Linked DNA regions of Homo sapiens: regions 1, 2 and 4 are each linked to region 3. Evidence: chromatin contacts called from ENCODE Hi-C or POLR2A ChIA-PET data. All regions are on one chromosome and are shown on one strand. Each heading gives the region's core, a stretch centred on a gene start or an enhancer-like site at or near the end of the contact. The rest is flanking DNA. Distances are from core to core; before and after follow the strand shown.

Region 1 (2,819 bases), core at 186-2,685, 1.2 Mb before region 3:
AAGACCCTGTCTCAAAAAACAAAAAACAAAACAAAAAAAAACGCGGGTGCAGTGGCTCACGCCTGTAATCCCAGCAGTTTGGGAGGCCGAGGCGGGCTCACGCCTGTAATCCCAGCAGTTTGGGAGGTCAAGAGATTGAGACCACCCTGGCCAATATGGTGAAATCCCTCTGTACTAAAAATACAAAAATTAGTTAGGCGTGGTGGCGTGTGCCTGTAGTCCCAGCTACTCAAGAGGCTGAGGCAGGAGAATCGCTTGAACCCGGGAGGCGGAGGTTGCAGTGAGCCGAAATCGTTCCACTGCACTCCCACCTGGCAACAGAGTGAGATTCTGCCAAAAAAAAAAAAAAAAATAGAGAAAATAAATTACAAGAAAGTATGAAGTACAGTTCAGTCGGTTCTGAACCCATGAGAAGTTTTAAGAGACAGAGAAGGAAAAACATGAACTAAGTATGAGTTTTTGCCCAGAAACGGTTTACCTAGACTCATGCTGGAGAAATACCTTTGTCACACCATGAAGATTGGATGGGCACTGTTGACCCCTGACCCTCTGTACCCTCTGGAGCCATCTTACCTAACAGTTGTATCTTTTTATGTAACTCAGCCACCTGAGAGTGCACAGAGGGCTTCCCTGCACCTCTGTGGAAGGATCCTCCCTTGGAACGGCCTGGGGTCCACGCCTGGGCTGTGCCCTTGCCTCGGAGGTGGCTGGGTTTGCCCGAAGCCTCCCTGCCCTTGACCCTGGAAGAGGGCGTCGAAGCCTGGTCCTGAGGAGGCAGGGCGTTGGCGGAGGCCGCCCTGCACAGAGGAGATGTCATGATGGGGTTGGGGCTGAAGGCCCCTAGGGGTTAGGGGGATAACTAGGAGTCAGTCGCCCCTGTCAGGGATCCGTCAGCTCGGATTCCTAGGGCTCTGAAAAATGCACTTTCCGACCGCTAGGTGGTTGCGCTCCGCATCTCTCGGTTGCCAGGTAACCGCCTCCCCGTCTCTCTCCACTGTTTCCATGGAGATCACCCGCGTTCCGTGGCTGACACTGCGTTCTCATTGGCTGAGGCTGCATAGAGGGGCGGTCCCAACAGTGGGCGGGGTAGAGCCGCGCCGCAGGACGGAGGGTCTGGACACTTTGGGGTCACGTGCTCATTCCGTTTCCCTACCTCCCCCAACCTTATCCCGCCCCTGGGGGTTCGCGGGCATTTTTCAGGAACTTTCTTTCCGGCTTGAGAAGCCGCCACTCCCAAGATGGAGGTACGCTGCGCCGCCATTAAGAGCTAGCCCTCAGAACTATCCTCTCTAAGGTTTCACAGTCCTGCCCAAGATGGCCGTCTCGGCTCTGGCACCGCCCCCACTCCTGCCTCTCCCAACATGGCGACCCTGAGTCTCCGTTCCCGGTGCGGAACGTACGACCGGAAGTGACGGGGTCCAGAAATTTCCGCTTTCTTTCTGCAGCAGGAACCGCGGCTGCTGGACAAGAGGGGTGCGGTGGATACTGACCTTTGCTCCGGCCTCGTGTAGGTGTGAACGAGCGGGTGGGAGGGCACCTCAGTTTCTTACAGGGGGCAACCGGAGGGTGCATGTGTGGGTGTGGACGGCGGAGGCTGTTAATCCCTTTGGTCTGTTGGCGGGAATTGGGTCACAATTGGGCACAGGGAGCGGAGGTTTTGAGATCTTGAGATCCTCGCCATTGATTTGAGCAAAGTGAGACTGGCCAGGATTGGGGAGATCGCTGCCCCTCGCCCCCATATCGGAAACAAAGTGAGGCCTCATTGCCTGGAAGCGATGGAGGAATCCAATTGGCTGGAAGTAGCCCTCTCCCACTGACCGGGATCCGCTTTCTTCCTGCAGCGTGAAGACACAGCGCATCTCCCCGCTGTAGGCTTCCTCCCACAGAACCCGTTTCGGGCCTCAGAGCGTCTGGTGAGATGCTGTTGCCGCTGCTGCTGCTGCTACCCATGTGCTGGGCCGTGGAGGTCAAGAGGCCCCGGGGCGTCTCCCTCACCAGTGAGTCCTCCTGTTCACCCTCCCGCCAGGCTGGAGGTGGGAGGGGCCAACATTGGGCCTTAGGGATAGGCATTTACAGCCTTTTGACTCAGTTTCCCGGTAGTGCTCCGCTGGTGGGGATGGGAGGACAGAGGTGGTATTTGGTGGAGAAGGCGCTTACCTGCCCTGGGCTGAGCTTCCTGTACCCCGCAGATCATCACTTCTACGATGAGTCCAAGCCTTTCACCTGCCTGGACGGTTCGGCCACCATCCCATTTGATCAGGTCAACGATGACTATTGCGACTGCAAAGATGGCTCTGACGAGCCAGGTGAGCCTTTTCTCTGTTCATCCATCAGATGTTTATTGAACACTGCTCAGTGCCAGGCCCTGTCTGTGTGACCAAGATACTACCTCTGCTGGCTCCCCTTTGAGTGGGCAGAAACAAGCTCAGAAGTCAGTGGTCAGTGTTATGGCCCCGGGCAGCTGGAGGAGCCCAGAGTCGTCCTCCTCCCAAGCCTCGGGGTCAGAGAAGGCTCCTCCAAGGAGGTGAGGTTTCAGTTGAATCCCGAAGGTGCTGCAGATGGAGGGGTCAACACGGGCAAACCCCTAGAAGTGGGAGACAGGGTGGGGCCAAGAGCAATCCAGCAGGAGACAGAGGTGAAGGGAGACCCTGGCTTTTTGTTTTTGTGTGTTTTGAAGAGACAGGGTCTTGCTTTGTTGCTGAGGCTGGAGTACAGTGGCATGATCGTAGCTCACTGCAGCCTGGAACTCTTGGGCTCAAGTCATCCTCCTGCCTTGGCCTCCCAAAGTGCTGGGGTTACAGGTGTGAGCCACCGTGCCT
Region 2 (2,805 bases), core at 180-2,679, 1.5 Mb before region 3:
TTCTTCTGGGTTGGGCACAGTGGCTCATGCCTGTAAAGCCAGCAATTTGAGAGGCATCATGATGCAAGAGGAAGAGGATTGAGTGAAGCTAGGAGTTTGGGACCAGCCTGGGCAACATAGTGAGACCCCATCTATAAAAAAAAATTAAAAATTAGTTGGGCATGGTGGTGCACTCCTGTGGTCCTAGCTATTCAGGAGGCTGAGGTGGGAGGATTCCTTGAGCCCAGGGTTGACGCTGCAGAGAGCTGTGATCACGCCACTGCAGTCCAGCCTGAGTGACAGCTGGAAATAATGATAAATAAATAATAAATAATTATTTAAAAAATTATAATAAAAATAATTAAAAAATTATTTTCCCTGATTAATCTTTTTTTTTGTCCTTCTGAGAGTTCAATTTGTCCCTTTTCTGCCTGGTCTCCTAGGTTTCCCTAAAATCCTGCTGAGAGGTTAGCACTGCCTGCCAAAGTCAGTTTGCAAAATCCCAGAGAAATCCAGCTTATTCCTGGGGGAACCGCCAAGACTGCCCAGCCCTGTGTGGGGTTCAGGCAAGTTTCTCACATGTGCCTTTTTGGCAAGAGGCCTCTGGCAACCCCATGAGTCCCCAAAGAGACTCAATTCTAAAAGTTGGTCTCCACCAGCTCTCTGTGGCTTAGGGGTTCAAGTTCAACTGTGAAAGCCCTGTTTTGTTTTGATTTTGCTTTGAGGGAGAGGAAACCGCCCTTCTGTTTGTTCAACTCCTTCTCCTAAGGGGAGAAATCAATATTTACGTCCAGACTCCAGGTATCCGTACAATTGATTTTTCAGATGTTTATACTCAGCCAAAGGCGGGATCCCACAAAACAAAAAATATTTTTTTGGCTGTACTTTTGTGAAGATTTTATTTAAATTCCTGATTGATCAGTGTCTATTAGGTGATTTGGAATAACAATGTAAAAACAATATACAACGAAAGGAAGCTAAAAATCTATACACAATTCCTAGAAAGGAAAAGGCAAATATAGAAAGTGGCGGAAGTTCCCAACATTTTTAGTGTTTTCCTTTTGAGGCAGAGAGGACAATGGCATTAGGCTATTGGAGGATCTTGAAAGGCTGTTGTTATCCTTCTGTGGACAACAACAGCAAAATGTTAACAGTTAAACATCGAGAAATTTCAGGAGGATCTTTCAGAAGATGCGTTTCCAATTTTGAGGGGGCGTCAGCTCTTCACCGGAGACCCAAATACAACAAATCAAGTCGCCTGCCCTGGCGACACTTTCGAAGGACTGGAGTGGGAATCAGAGCTTCACGGGTTAAAAAGCCGATGTCACATCGGCCGTTCGAAACTCCTCCTCTTGCAGTGAGGTGAAGACATTTGAAAATCACCCCACTGCAAACTCCTCCCCCTGCTAGAAACCTCACATTGAAATGCTGTAAATGACGTGGGCCCCGAGTGCAATCGCGGGAAGCCAGGGTTTCCAGCTAGGACACAGCAGGTCGTGATCCGGGTCGGGACACTGCCTGGCAGAGGCTGCGAGCATGGGGCCCTGGGGCTGGAAATTGCGCTGGACCGTCGCCTTGCTCCTCGCCGCGGCGGGGACTGCAGGTAAGGCTTGCTCCAGGCGCCAGAATAGGTTGAGAGGGAGCCCCCGGGGGGCCCTTGGGAATTTATTTTTTTGGGTACAAATAATCACTCCATCCCTGGGAGACTTGTGGGGTAATGGCACGGGGTCCTTCCCAAACGGCTGGAGGGGGCGCTGGAGGGGGGCGCTGAGGGGAGCGCGAGGGTCGGGAGGAGTCTGAGGGATTTAAGGGAAACGGGGCACCGCTGTCCCCCAAGTCTCCACAGGGTGAGGGACCGCATCTTCTTTGAGACGGAGTCTAGCTCTGTCGCCCAGGATGGAGTGCAGTGGCACGATCTCAGCTCACTGCAACCTCCGCCTCCCGGGTTTAAGCGAGTCTCCTCTCTCAGCCTCCCGAATAGCTGGGATTACAGGCGCCCAACCACCACGCCCGCCTAATTTTTGTATTTTTAGTAGAGACGGGTTTTCACCATTTTGGCCAGGCTGGTCTCGAACCCCGACCTCAGGTGATCTGCCCAAAAGTGCTGGGATTACAGGCGTCAGCCACCGCGCCCGGCCGGGACCCTCTCTTCTAACTCGGAGCTGGGTGTGGGGACCTCCAGTCCTAAAACAAGGGATCACTCCCACCCCCGCCTTAAGTCCTTCTGGGGGCGAGGGCGACTGGAGACCCGGATGTCCAGCCTGGAGGTCACCGCGGGCTCAGGGGTCCCGATCCGCTTTGCGCGACCCCAGGGCGCCACTGCCATCCTGAGTTGGGTGCAGTCCCGGGATTCCGCCGCGTGCTCCGGGACGGGGGCCACCCCCTCCCGCCCCTGCCCCCGCCCCTTTGGCCCGCCCCCCGAATTCCATTGGGTGTAGTCCAACAGGCCACCCTCGAGCCACTCCCCTTGTCCAATGTGAGGCGGTGGAGGCGGAGGCGGGCGTCGGGAGGACGGGGCTTGTGTACGAGCGGGGCGGGGCTGGCGCGGAAGTCTGAGCCTCACCTTGTCCGGGGCGAGGCGGATGCAGGGGAGGCCTGGCGTTCCTCCGCGGTTCCTGTCACAAAGGCGACGACAAGTCCCGGGTCCCCGGAGCCGCCTCCGCGACATACACGAGTCGCCCTCCGTTATCCTGGGCCCTCCTGGCGAAGTCCCCGGTTTCCGCTGTGCTCTGTGGCGACACCTCCGTCCCCACCTTGTCCTGGGGGGCGCCCTCGCCCCACCAGCCCCGATCAAGTTCACAGAGGGGCCCCCGGCCACCCTCAAGG
Region 3 (3,093 bases), core at 13-2,512:
TTTTTAAAAATTTTTTGAGAAATGGGGTCTCGCTATGTTGCCCAGGCTGGTTTTGGGCTCTTGGTCTTTCCAAGTTCTGTAGGGACACTTTAGAAAACTTATTTGAGATAAATTTCCTTCCACTTTACAGCAACACGGATGGAACTGGAGGCCATTATCCTAAGTGCGATGATGCAAAAACAGAAAGTCAAAAACTGCATCTTCTTACATATAAGTGGGAGCTAAACAATGGGTAAACATGGACATACAGAATGGAATAATAGACACTGGAGATGCCAATAGGTTGGACAGAGAGGGGGGATGAGGGATGAAATATTACCTATTGGGTACAATATACACTCTTTGGGTGATGGGTGCACTAAAAGCCAGACTTCGCCACTATGAAATATATCCACGTAACACAAGTGCATTTGTAACCATAAATCTACAAAAATAAAAATAAAAATGAAAAGCAATAAAAACATGCTTAAACTAAAAACAAACAAACAAAAAAACAACGAAAACAAACCATTTCCTTCCAGAGTAAAACGCAGTTTACTGAGCACGTCTCATAGATCGTGATTGGTCTGAAGAGTCCCTGTGCCCAGGTTAGGGTTGCAATTTACCACCCGAGCCAAGTGCTCGGGTGTCCTACGGATTGTTTTTTCTTTCTTTCCTTTTTTTTTTTTTCTTGGGATGGGTTCTGGCCATGTTGCCCAGACTGAACTCAAACTCCTGGAGTCAAGCGATCCACCCGCCTCAGCCCACCCACCCCCCGACCTCCCCCACCGCCCCCACCACGCAGTAGCTGGGACTACGGGTGTGCGCCACCAAGCCCTGCCTTGGGGTTCCTTTTCTAAAGTGCCAAATGTGTGGAGGTGGGGAAAAGAAAGGTGGACGCCTCAACGCTGTTATGGTCAAAGATTAAAATGCAACCACACTTTTTATTACACATGATGGGGTAACCGTCTGTTTATAAACAAGGGTCACTATTCCACGAGAGGCCTTACAACATTATGCCAAGCCCCTGGTACCTGGAGGACATCAGACCCTCCTGTTCCTGTGCGGCCTTGACTAGACGACCACTTGCTCTGGACTTGCTCCTCGAGGGGTCGCTCCATCTGGAAACTGAGACTGGAATTCCTGCGCATCCCTGTCCCCGCATCCAGAAACACTGCAGGAAGACTTCCGTGTCCGACCCGAGATCCGGAACAATTTCTGCTTCAACACAATTGTCCACGGAGGGCACCAGTTCCGTCCCACCGGCGGAAGCGAGATCTGCCTAGCTACTAGACCTGCTGCCTAGCTGTCATTCGGACAAAAAGGGGCGGGGCTGTATAATTGTCCAATCAGGGGCGGCGCCGGAAAGGAGGGTACGGCTACGCTGCGCAAATGCGTGCTACGTCACTGTGCGATCGGGTTGTGCTTAGCTTGGGGTCTCCTGGCCCCTTGACGCGTCAGGTTGCTGTACCCCTGCATCGGATGCGCTGTACCCTGCGCTGGCTCCGTGAACCTTAGGGACAACACCGGGACACCCGCGAGGCCGGAAAATGGTGAGTGTGCAGGGCCGGACTAGTTGGAACCGGCCGTGATCGCGGGACCCGGGCCTCCCCACGGTCACCTCCGGCCGCAGTGTGGGGCTGGGCTGGCAGCTGGAACTCCAAGCGTCCTGTCCCGTCCCTGCGCGGCGACTGCGGTCCCAGCCCCGGAGCCCTCTCTGGACAACTCCGCGCCCGCAGCCCCGCGTCTTTCCCAGATCGTGCAGGGACCACGGGAGGGTCCTGGGGAGAATCCCGCCTTGTGTGTTTGGTTTGTGTGGGAGGAGCTACAGTCTGGGGTTCCCAGTCCCTTCTTTCTTCCCAAAGGCTGTTTCCCCCTGAGTCTTCCAAAGATGTTGGAAGCAGAGTCTCAAATCCACTACCCTGTCCCCCCAGCCTAGCTCCTCCCACGGCGGGCCATTAATCCCTAGATTTCCGGATCCCTCCCCGAATTCCCAAACGCCTACTTCCGCTCGCCAGTGGAAAACATCGTCACCAACTCTTTGTCCTGTGTGGTGCATTTCAAACACACGCAGTATTTTAATAATCTTTTTTCCAATAGATGCCTCTTTTAAACGATTTATTTCTTGTTTGTGGATATTTTACATCAGAGAAAAATCAGAAAAATTATTCACTTGGAACTAATCTGCATAAAATGCTGTGGCCCTCATCCTGGTACCTTTCCAGGGCACAGACATCCTATGGGAACTCCTTTGCGTTGAGGTTCCTTTTTGTAAACTTTCCTGGGTAATCTATCTTTTCAGCACAGTTTCAGATTGGCACTGTCCCGCCTTGGGTTTATGACCTTGAAAAGATTTATTCACTCGAATGTCATTTTTCCAATAAATATAAAATATATGTTATCAGAAGAACTTGAGAGACAGTACAAAATATTTCCAAAGGGCAAAAAAGAAATGAATCTCAGAAAACAAAAAACATCCCAATATTACATTTGTTAAAAATTCTTTGTTCTTTCCCTGAGCACATGGAATATGTTTCTCAGGTCTGTTCTTTTAGTTTGATGTTTCAGATGGTATTCCAGGACTTAAACTTGCAACATCTAGAAGCATTCAGATAGAAGTAATACTTTTGTAAACTATTTATTGCCATGGAAATAATTAACTGACATTATTATTTTCTTTTTTTTTTTTTTAACAGATGGGGTCTGGCTGTGTTGCTCAGGCTGATCTTGAACTCCTGGGCTCAAGCGATCCTCCACCCTCAGCATCCCAAAGTGCTAGGATTCCAGGCATGAGCTACTATTACCGGCCCAACATTCTCATTTTCTGAAAGCAATAGTGGGTTTTCTTGTTAAATGGCTTAAAATTTTCTTGCTTCCTTCCTTTATTTATTTATTTATTTATTTATTTATTATTTATTTACTTTTTTTTTTGAGACGGAGTCTAGCTTTCTCGCCAGGCTGGAGTGCAGTGACACGATCTCAGCTCACTGCAACCTCTGCCTCTCGGGTTCAAGCGATTCTCCTGCCTCAACCTCCCAAGTAGCTGGGATTACAGGCACAAGCTACCACGCCCAGCTAATTTTTGTATTTTTTTTTTTTTTTTTTAGTAGAGAG
Region 4 (3,033 bases), core at 409-2,908, 1.1 Mb before region 3:
CACGAGGTCAGGAGATCGAGGCCATCCTGGCTAACAGAGTAAAACCCTGTCTCTACTAAAAATACAAAAAATTAGCCGGGCGTGGTGGCGGGCGGCTGCAGTCCCAGCTACTTGGGAGGCTGAGGCAGGAGAATGGCGTGAACCCGGGAGGCGGAGCTTGCAGTGAACGGAGATCGTGCCACTGCACTCCAGCCTGGGCGACAGAGCAAGACTCTGTCTCAAAAAAAAAGAAAAGAAAAGAAAAACGAACAAAAAAACCCCCCAGACCTTTGAACAAGCCATCCCCTCTGCCCACCAGAATGTCCGCTCCATGAGGCAGGTATCTTTGCGCTCCCAGCATTTCCAGTCCTGCTCTTGAGCATATAAGCCAGCCTGCTGTCCTGGGAAAGGGGTGGGTATAACTTAGCAGGATCTGTTTGATTCTTGACTCTCAGAATCTCCCCCCAGAGAAACATGAGAACATGTGTACCTGAAAACCAGGGCAGAACAAGGATTTCCTTGCGGCACTGCTTGTGATACGGAATAAACGTCATCCTCGTAAAAGTTAATACTTAGGGAACCCACTACCTGCCAGGCACTCTTCTAAGCTCTTTGCCTATTTTAACTCAATCATCACATCAACATATAAGGCAGGAAGGGAAAAACTCCATCCACACTGCTCCTTCTCAAGACTGAGAATTTACAAAGACAGGCCTCTCTGCCCTCCACCTGCCAAGCTAACTAGGGGTTTCCTCTTCATCCGAGTCTCCCTGGGCTGAGTTGCTTCACAGAAATAGGTTTAGGGGAGTGCAGTCCAGGTTGTGAAGGGTCCCCCGGATGTGTTGGATCTAGGGTTGTGGGAATGGGGCCATACGGAGTCCCAGATGGGGCACCAGAACTTCAAGAAGGGCAGGGCTGAGTGCCCCAGGGTGTCCAGAGTCCCAGGCCAGGTGGGGAACTAAGCGGGGGAGGATGAGACCGGTGAGGGGGCGGGGCTGCCCCCCCAGGGCCTGGTTAGTTACAAGGCCTGGAGGTGGGGCCAGTCCCAGGATTGGGCCGCCAGAGTTCTAGCGGGCGGGGCCAAGCGCTCAGAAGGCGGGTCGAGGGGCTGGGTGCACCCTAGGATTGGGCAGTCGGAACGATGGGAGGCGGGGCCACGAGCCAGGCGCGTCCCGGCCAGGCAGTACGAGACCCAGGCCGCCGGCCCGGCTCCTGGGCGGGGTCCGCAGGTGCCGGGGGCTGGCCCTAGAAGCGGAGGGGGCGGGGTAAAGCCCGGCGGGGTCTGGGGGCGTCTCCTCCCTCCCTCCCTCGGGGCCAGGCCCCCTCACCCGTGGCGGCCGCTCCGCTGGCCGCGCTCCAGAGAGATGAGGTAGGCGGCGAGCTTGGCGTCGCTCCAGCCGCTGCGGCGCCGCAGGTCCACCCAGGGCCCGTGCGCCTCGCCCAGGTACACGCGCCGCACGTCGTACTTCTTCCGGGACTCGAGCCGTCGCCGGGCCCGGTCCGACTCCGTGAGTCGCGGCCGGCCCCGCGCCTTTCGGCCCGCTGCGCCCTCCTCGGCTGCTGCCTCCCCGCCCGCGCCCGCCTCAGCCTCCGCCTCCGCCTCGGGCTCTAGCGCCCGCTCCGCCATCCCCCCCACCCTGGTTACCAGCCTCCCCCGTTGTTAGGAGCCAGACCGGAAGTGGCGCGCATCTTCGGCGCCGCCGAGAAATTTCTCACGGTCTCTCGCTGCCCCAGGGCGCCAAAAGGAGACCAAGAATGGAAACTGCGCATGCGCACAACCAACAGCGCTCCCGCCCCTTTTTATTTGAATTCGGAGAACCAGAGGCGCCTGCAGATTCTGGAGGGGTCTCGCCTGCCCATCGCTGGCAGCCCGAGATCCTGGGGAGGGGATGCCATACTGCTAGAGATGAGGGAAGAGAGCCCCAAGCAGGAAAACATTGATTTGCTGTACACTCAAAGGGCATCTCATGCCTTCAGTCCACCGCCTCCTCGGGCCACAGCCCGTGCCCTCGCGCCGGCTCAGACTAGCTCTGGCCCTGCTGCTGTCGCTGCAGGTTGTCGTCTTCTTCCTGGTGGTCCTCGGGCAGGGGCGGCTCCTCCAGCCCTGCAGAGGATGTCTGGAGCTCCCGGGTGGACCCGGCGAGGCGGAAGACCACGGGGATCTGGGCCAGGGTTGGGTTGGTCTCCTGCAGGCCCTGGATCCACTTAGCCATCGTCGCCTGGTCATGAGCACCCGCCATGCACATGGCGAAGACAGGGCCTTCCTCCACTGTTGGAAGACATGCACCCTTAAGGTTTGCACAGTGGGGGCTGCAGCGGCTAACCCATGCCTACACCTTTTTGAGGTATTTTACACTCCCTTCCACTTCCTTTTTTTTTTTTTTTTTTTTTTTGAGACGGAGTCTCGCTGTGTCACCCAGGCTGGAGTGCAGTGGCGAGATCTCGGCTCACTGCAACATCCGCCTCCCAGGTTCAAGTGATTCTCCTGCCTCGGCCTCCCGAGGAGCTGGGATTACAGGTGCACAGCACCACGCCGGGCTAATTTTTAAATTTTTAGTAGAGATGGGGTTTCACCATGTTGGCCAGGCTGGTCTCGAATTCCTGACCTCAAATGATCTACCCGCCTCAGCCTCCCAGAGTGCTGGGATTACAGGCGTGAGCCACTGTGCCCGGCTTCCTTCCACTTTCTTGTGCCTCCAAACCTTTGCACAAGCTAGCCCCGCTGCCTAGGCTGCCCACTCCACACTTCACCCGGGCGATGACTCCTGGTTTTTCTGTATTCTGCCAGGAAGGCCTCCTGACCCCCCACTCAAGGCATGCTCCTCTCCTAAGCTCCCCAAAGTGTAATTTGCCTGTTCCCTTGCTGACTCGAGGGACTAGGTTTGTCCTGGTGACACCCAGTAGCCAGCACAGAGTTGTAGGAGGGAGGGAATGAACAAGGGCCAACAGGGCTGGGTGACCTCAGGTCTGGAGCCCCTGGGGCAAATGAGTGTGTGCGGCCGGAGGACGAGGGTGTAAGTGGACTGCGTCTCAGCCTGGGCCTACCCCTTGACC

Evidence for each region. Hi-C counts contacts between places; a loop is a spot of excess contacts on that map. ChIA-PET counts read pairs that join two places held with the same protein, here RNA polymerase II (POLR2A). Pooled maps may share reads with other maps.
Region 1: a loop to region 3 is called in a map with no recorded cell type, with 19 times the contacts of the local background. The contact joins the promoter of PRKCSH here to the promoter of ZNF490 in region 3. A Hi-C loop is called at or near these places in 2 of 37 single-sample maps with no recorded cell type and 5 of 50 pooled maps.
Region 2: a loop to region 3 is called in a pooled map, with 25 times the contacts of the local background. The contact joins the promoter of LDLR here to the promoter of ZNF490 in region 3. A Hi-C loop is called at or near these places in 1 of 37 single-sample maps with no recorded cell type and 6 of 50 pooled maps. POLR2A ChIA-PET finds 5 or more read pairs at or near these places in 2 of 52 experiments (GM10248 and naive thymus-derived CD8-positive, alpha-beta T cell).
Region 4: a loop to region 3 is called in a map with no recorded cell type, with 8 times the contacts of the local background. The contact joins the promoter of ZNF653 here to the promoter of ZNF490 in region 3. A Hi-C loop is called at or near these places in 1 of 37 single-sample maps with no recorded cell type and 4 of 50 pooled maps. POLR2A ChIA-PET finds 5 or more read pairs at or near these places in 1 of 52 experiments (naive thymus-derived CD8-positive, alpha-beta T cell).

Annotation. Positions count from the first base shown.
Region 1 is chr19:11,434,200-11,437,018 of GRCh38, forward strand. PRKCSH (PRKCSH beta subunit of glucosidase II) reads left to right here and starts at 1,436. Exons shown (of 18, transcript NM_001289104.2): 1 at 1,436-1,507; 2 at 1,842-1,997; 3 at 2,190-2,306. The coding sequence starts at 1,919. It overlaps ODAD3 (outer dynein arm docking complex subunit 3), which reads right to left and starts at 922. Exons shown (of 13, transcript NM_145045.5): 1 at 574-922. The coding sequence starts at 817. RefSeq lists enhancers at 1,041-1,540, 1,114-1,523, 1,774-1,993.
Region 2 is chr19:11,088,034-11,090,838 of GRCh38, forward strand. It overlaps LDLR (low density lipoprotein receptor), which reads left to right and starts at 1,430. Exons shown (of 18, transcript NM_000527.5): 1 at 1,430-1,582. The coding sequence starts at 1,516. It overlaps LDLR-AS1 (LDLR antisense RNA 1), which reads right to left and starts at 1,626. Exons shown (of 1, transcript NR_163945.1): 1 at 1,035-1,626. RefSeq lists enhancers at 1,684-2,279, 2,280-2,805, 2,591-2,770 and a silencer at 2,261-2,520.
Region 3 is chr19:12,609,551-12,612,643 of GRCh38, forward strand. ZNF490 (zinc finger protein 490) reads right to left here and starts at 1,263. Exons shown (of 5, transcript NM_020714.3): 1 at 1,014-1,263. The coding sequence starts at 1,130. It overlaps ZNF791 (zinc finger protein 791), which reads left to right and starts at 1,370. Exons shown (of 4, transcript NM_153358.3): 1 at 1,370-1,532. The coding sequence starts at 1,530. RefSeq lists enhancers at 932-1,151, 1,482-1,541 and a silencer at 1,282-1,341.
Region 4 is chr19:11,504,181-11,507,213 of GRCh38, forward strand. ZNF653 (zinc finger protein 653) reads right to left here and starts at 1,659. Exons shown (of 9, transcript NM_138783.4): 1 at 1,308-1,659. The coding sequence starts at 1,606. It overlaps ECSIT (ECSIT signaling integrator), which reads right to left. Exons shown (of 8, transcript NM_016581.5): 8 at 1,749-2,248. The coding sequence ends at 2,004. RefSeq lists an enhancer at 755-824 and silencers at 975-1,644, 1,805-1,854.